Linked DNA regions of Mus musculus: region 1 is linked to region 2. The links are chromatin loops, found by intact Hi-C in ENCODE. Cell type or tissue: left cerebral cortex. All regions are shown on one strand. Links, peaks and the distances in the headings refer to the core of each region. The heading gives the core; the rest is flanking DNA. Region 1 overlaps Nop56 (NOP56 ribonucleoprotein). Region 2 overlaps 4930402H24Rik (RIKEN cDNA 4930402H24 gene).

Region 1 (2,911 bases), core at 163-2,662, 420 kb after region 2:
GACAGAAGGGGAGTATAGCTCTCTGGAACATGAGGTGAGGCTTAGAAACTACGGAGGACAAGGAGAGGCAAGTGGGAGGTGGGCTTCCTTGCTTCTTCCCTAGTGTCACAAGCTACTTCCCTCTCACCCAGAGCGCCAAGGGTGTCATTGAGTGCCTGAAGATCGTCACTCGCACCAAGTCTCAGAGGATTGCAAAGTTTGCGTTCGACTATGCCACCAAGAAAGGGCGGAGCAAGGTCACAGCCGTCCATAAAGCCAACATCATGTGAGGAAGGCCAATTTTTTTGTTTTTTTGTGGGCTGGGTTCCATCCCTTGAACCCTATTGATTGCTTTTTGTCCTCTGGCCTGTGAACAGGAAACTAGGGGATGGCTTGTTCTTGCAGTGCTGTGAGGAAGTTGCTGAACTGTACCCTAAAATCAAGTTTGAAACCATGATCATAGACAACTGCTGCATGCAGGTAAGGCCCTTTGTGAGTTTCCAGAGAGCAGGGAGTGGAAGCCAGTCCATTCATCAATCTCTCTCTCTCTGTGTGGAACTCCTTTCTCTATTCTCATATCTCACTCCTAGCTGGTGCAGAACCCTTACCAGTTTGATGTGCTCGTGATGCCCAATCTCTATGGCAACATAATTGACAATCTGGCTGCTGGCCTTGTTGGGGGAGCTGGCGTGGTTCCTGGGGAGAGCTACAGTGCAGAGTATGCAGTTTTTGAGACGGTGAGCAAGATTATTTTTCCCCCGGGGATGGTGGTGCATGCTTTTAATTCAGTACTTGGGAGGTAGAGGCAGAGGCAGGTGGATCTCTGAGTTTAAAACCAACCTGGTCTACATAGATCAAGGACAGCCAGAGCTCCATAGTGAGACTTTGTCTCAAGAAAACAAAACAAAACAAAATTCTGTTAGTCATCTGTACCTACCCTTTCCTGACCTCAGGTAGTTCTGCTGTATTCTATCCCAGTGCCCCACTTGGAAATGACTATGGCTGCCTCCTCTCCTGCCCTACACATCTTCTCAGTCCCCTTAGCCTGCCCTCCTTCTGTGCCATAATACATTTTGTATATACCTGTACCTCTGCACGTGCCTGTCTCCTTCCAGTGATTCTGGCTTGCTTTTTCCCACAGGGTGCTCGGCACCCATTTGCCCAGGCAGTGGGCAGGAATATAGCCAACCCCACAGCCATGCTGCTGTCGGCCACCAACATGCTGCGGCATCTCAAGTAGGTTACAGGAAGCTCAAGCTGGGTCGTGGGTGGAGAGGGTGGGTGTTGGAACGGGAAGCACAAGTGGGAAGGAGAAGGGAAGGGTGGGAGTGTTTTGGTTGGATTCTCAGCTTCTCCTGTCTATTGCCAGTCTTGAGTATCACTCCAGCATGATTGCAGATGCAGTGAAGAAAGTGATCAAAGCTGGCAAGGTGAGTTTCAAAAGGCTTCAGGGGCTCGGCACTGCTGTTGCTGGGACCTGAGGGACCTCTCTCCTCCAGGCCCCAACAATACCTCCTTTGTGACCTCGGGGCTGTTCTTCACTTCCCCTCTCTTGGCTGTTTCATCCTCTTGGTCTTCTTCACCTTAGTTCCATCTGCTGTTACTTTTCCCAAACCATCCTTTGCCCTTCTTGGGCCATCTGATTACAGACCTTGCAGCTTTGTCGGGGTGGAGATTACAGGCAGGGTTAGCTGCCTGCTTTCCCTCCCAGCTGGTCTCATTTCTTGCAAGGTAACCTCATCTCATCCTTTGTGATATGCTCTTCTCCCCATCCTGCTGCCTGCTCGGCCTCCTGTACTCCCTTGTCTGCTCGAGTGGGCAGGCCCTTGACCCCCACACCTGCTCACTTCCTTCCATTCTTTCTCCACTGCACTGTATCTTTCTTGGTCTCCATCTCATCATGCTGTCCCATCTCCTTCATGGGCTCTCTCTTCTTCCCCACGGCTTTTGCTGTTGGTGGCTGTAGGTACGGACTCGAGACATGGGAGGCTACAGCACCACAACTGACTTCATCAAGTCTGTCATCGGCCACCTGCACCCCCATGGGGGCTAGAGCCCTTACTCCCTCCAATTTCAAAAGGACCATGCTTCGTATACATCCCTTCAGTACAATGGACCAGAAGAGAACATCTAGACAGTAGACTATAATAGCTTTTCTGAGGCTAGGCTGTCCTGGGGGCTGGTGTTAAGGGTATCTCAAAGGGTGGGTTGTTGCGACAAGGCCCAGACCCTAAGATGATAACTTTTTCCCACAGGTTCGAACCTCAGATATGGGTGGTTATGCCACATGTCATGACTTCACTGAAGCTGTCATTACTGCCCTGTCATAAATCCTATACATGCCCATGAAAAAAATAGTCAATAAACAAAATACACACATACTATCTGGTTTTGTGTTTTTATTGGGGTTTTATCATTCATGGGCAGGAGCTGCCACAAGGTATGCCCCTCCCACCAAGCAGGTCCGTTCTAATCCTCCTGTGCTTTCTGGGACTTTTTCTTTTTCTTTGTGCTGCTCTTTGTGAAGTTAGCAGCAACTTCAGGCTCCTCAGAAAATTTCCTTTTCTTCTTAGGGGTGGTGGGGCTTGCTGCCTCTTCTGGTTCACTGGCCACTTCCTCCTTAGGTGAGGACTTCTTTCTCTTAGCACTGCTAGTGGCCATCTCTTCAAGGTCACTGGCCAACTCCTCCTTGGGAGCTTTCTTTTTCTTGGATTTAGGTAGAGAGACAGGTGGGTCTTCCATTCCATTTTCCTGGGGTTTTAACTTCTTTTTCTTCTTAGATTTTTCATTTACCTCCTGAAGGGGGAATCAGACACGGGACATTGCTTACAATTGTTAGCAGCCACAGCTCCCATTAGAATCCAGGCAGAAGAGCAAACCTAGTACTTCTGGTGACTTAATGATCTACCTACTCTCACATTTTATAATTTCC
Region 2 (2,911 bases), core at 127-2,626:
GGTGGCTTTCCCACTATCCCACACCGTCACATACTAATGAAGAGCTCACTTACGTGCCAAAATTCACTTTTATACTAGTTTTTCAATGCTTTAATATTTGTAACTTAAATTTTAAAATTCATATTTACAAACACTACTATAACTTCAGTGAAACTGAATTGTGTGATTGAAACTTTTTGCTTATTATAGTATTTATTACACTACTTAATTCAGTAAATATATAAAAGTAGCCTTCAATTTATTTTTATATTATTTTACATGTTTTTATCTGCAGTTGTGTCTGTGAATTTCACTTGGAATTAAGATGTAATGCTAAGGACCAATAAACTGTCACTCAACAAGTACCTCTGTCTCTGCCTGTCTCCCAGTATCCCTGGTGTGGCTTTGGAGGGTGGAACCCTGGGCACTGGAGACTTTCTCAGTCTGGCTTTGATGTTCCTGGCTAGGACTGCTGAGGGAGAAGCCCTGGAGGCCCTCAGCACACCTTCAGAGGGTAAAATCACATCACAGTCACCTGCCCTGGCTTATACACTTCAGGAGCCCCAGGAGCTGGAGACACAAAACTGACTGTCCTAAAGAAAAGCTACACACACACACACACACACACCGCACACAGACTCCTCTCTTCCAAGGCTCAGGGTGAGCTCACACCCCCATTCCCTCCACCTGTTTTTTTTTTTTTCTTTTTGTTTGTTTGGTTGGTTGGTGGTTGTTGTTCTAATAGGATGATGTCCTGTAGTCCAGGCTGGCCTTAAATTTATATGTAACTGGGGCTGGAGAGATTTCGGCTCAGCGGTTAAACACACTGACTGTTCTTCCAGAAGTCCTGAGTTAATTCCTAGCAACTGGATGTAAGGGTGATCTGGCTGCGACATCTCTCACCCCATTGATTGCCAGTGTTGATTAGGCTGATCTGGCTGGCTAGGTGGGTGTCCCTTCCTCCCTCACTGCTCTATGTGTGTCCCTCCCGAAGCAGCTTCCAGTGCACTAGGTCTAAGAGGACAAACTTCCCAGAATAGAGGAGAACCAGTTTCCAGTTGAGTATAACGAGTAGCTGTGCTCTCCTGCTAGAACCATCAATCCCCAGCCACCTTGTGGTGCCTCACAGCCATCTGTAATGGGATCTGACGCCCTCTTCTGGGGTGTCTGAAGACAGCTGCAGTGTGTACTCATATACATAAAATAAATAAATAAATCTTTTTTTTTTTTTTTAATTCTGCTATGTAACAGAAACTGGCCAAGAACTCCTGATCTGTTCTCCCAAGTAGAAGGTTAGTAGGTACGAGCCACCATCCTTACTCCCCTACTCTGACGGCCTGGTAAGGCTCCCGTTGGCACAATGCCTTCATGGGTTGGTCAACTCTTTACAAGCCCTGTGGGTTTGCCACCTCAGTGTAACTTTATAAATGTGGGCAACTAAGTCACCAGCAGGTAGAGTAATTGGCACAGAACGAGGGACACTGGCAGGCCTAGTTAAATCCAGAAGTGAGTCTAAGTGGGGCCTCCAAAGTTGGCCCAAGTATTTACAGCACTAAAGGAAGAAAACAAACATACAAATGGGTGTGAGGTTTGCACCACTCGGCTCCCATTTATCACGCATCCCCAACCCCAAAGCTGAGAGCAGGGAAAGGTCCATCTCCTAGAGGCCAGCTCTCCAGGCAGCCTGGCCCCCAGAGCACGTGTATCCTGTCCTTCCCATAGGGACCTGGGGCAAAGGGAAGGCCCTAGGCGTAGCTTTGGGATATGGCTGGAAGAGGAGGAGTCTAAGGGCAGGCCTCCAAAAGCAGCTCAGAGGGCGTGGGAGCTGAGATGCCACACTACATGGAACGGGTTTGGGAGATGTGGAAAGGGGTAACCCTGTCCCCACAGCAAGCCCTCTAGCTCACATCTTACAGACCACAAGCCCAAGTGCTCGTCTTTGCAGAAGACCCTAGGAGGCAGACTGGCAAAGACTTCCCAGGAAGGGATTGTGGGGAAGTGCCAGAGTGTCTGGGCTTGCTTCCCAGCCCCTCATGGCTGATCTCCAGGAAGCCCCTGCAAGGCTCTCCATCAGCTAGATTCCTGATTGAGTTCCACAGCTGTCTGGAGTCTTTTCTAGTACATGTTCTAGGAAGGGTGGAGGTTTTTGTGTTTTGCTTTTCATTGTTAATGATTGTAATAATTTTTGACCTAGGAAAGAAAAACTTTAACAACATTCTAAAGCCAGGCATGGTGTGGCATAGACCTATAATCCAAGCAATTTGGTAGGAGGAGCAGGAATTTTAAGGTTAACCTTGGCTATGTAATTTGAGACCAGTCTGGGCTCCGAAAGCTTTTGTCTTTAAAATAGTCTGACAAGGTAGTTGGCTAGCACAACTCACTGAACAAAGTGTGTGTGAGCTCTGTTTTCTTTTCCTGCTTTTCGAGCAAGACAATGTGAGTTGAGGGTAAGGGAAGATCTGGAAAGAGTTGGGGAATGGGAAAGAATATAATCAAAATATATTGTTTGAAATTCTCAGAAAATTAAGTCTTCGGGATTTATTTATTTATTTATTTATTTATTTATTTATTTATTTTTAATCTATCAACTGGAGAAATGGCTCAGCTTCAGGACCTCAGTACGATCCCTAGGGGAAAAAAAAAGTTAGCCAGGTCACAGTAGTGCTTGCCTTCTTCCTGGCACTAAGGAGGCAGAGGTAGGCAGATTTCTGGGAGTTCAAGACCAGCCTGGTTAATAGAGCTAGTTCCAGGACAGCTAGGGCTACACAGAGAAACCCTGTCTTCAAAAACAAAAACAAACAAACAAACAAAAAATCTGGGGCTGAAGAAATGGCTTTTCAGCCACCTGGTGCATTAGGGAAAGATGACTCTGGTTTAGAGCACTGGCTCCTCTTCCAGAGAACCTGGGTTTTATTCCCACCACCCACATGGT

The links. A loop is a pair of places that touch in the nucleus more often than their neighbours do. Peaks named below come from ENCODE experiments on the same cell type or tissue, not always from the same donor. Only the 100,000 strongest peaks of a DNase experiment are listed, where the experiment ranks them.
Region 1: it touches region 2 in a loop (10-fold over the local background); 1 of 42 quality-filtered maps calls a loop at or near these places.

What each region holds. Positions count from the first base shown.
Region 1 is chr2:130,278,761-130,281,671 of GRCm38, reverse strand. It overlaps Nop56 (NOP56 ribonucleoprotein), which reads right to left. Exons shown (of 12, transcript NM_024193.2): 12 at 2,359-2,775. The coding sequence ends at 2,449. Idh3b (isocitrate dehydrogenase 3 (NAD+) beta) reads left to right here. Exons shown (of 12, transcript NM_130884.4): 6 at 1-34; 7 at 132-265; 8 at 357-459; 9 at 570-716; 10 at 1,121-1,215; 11 at 1,349-1,409; 12 at 1,946-2,363. The coding sequence ends at 2,032. Among named protein-coding and RNA genes, the nearest start is that of Snord57, 2.2 kb to the right of the region's middle. In left cerebral cortex, for the core only: no CTCF peak of the experiment used is centred there; DNase peaks (open chromatin) are centred at 654 and 1,229.
Region 2 is chr2:130,703,633-130,706,543 of GRCm38, reverse strand. 4930402H24Rik (RIKEN cDNA 4930402H24 gene) reads left to right here. Exons shown (of 37, transcript NM_029432.2): 37 at 1-344. Among named protein-coding and RNA genes, the nearest start is that of Slc4a11, 7.6 kb to the right of the region's middle. In left cerebral cortex, for the core only: a CTCF peak has its summit at 1,147 (motif pointing left); no DNase peak of the experiment used is centred there.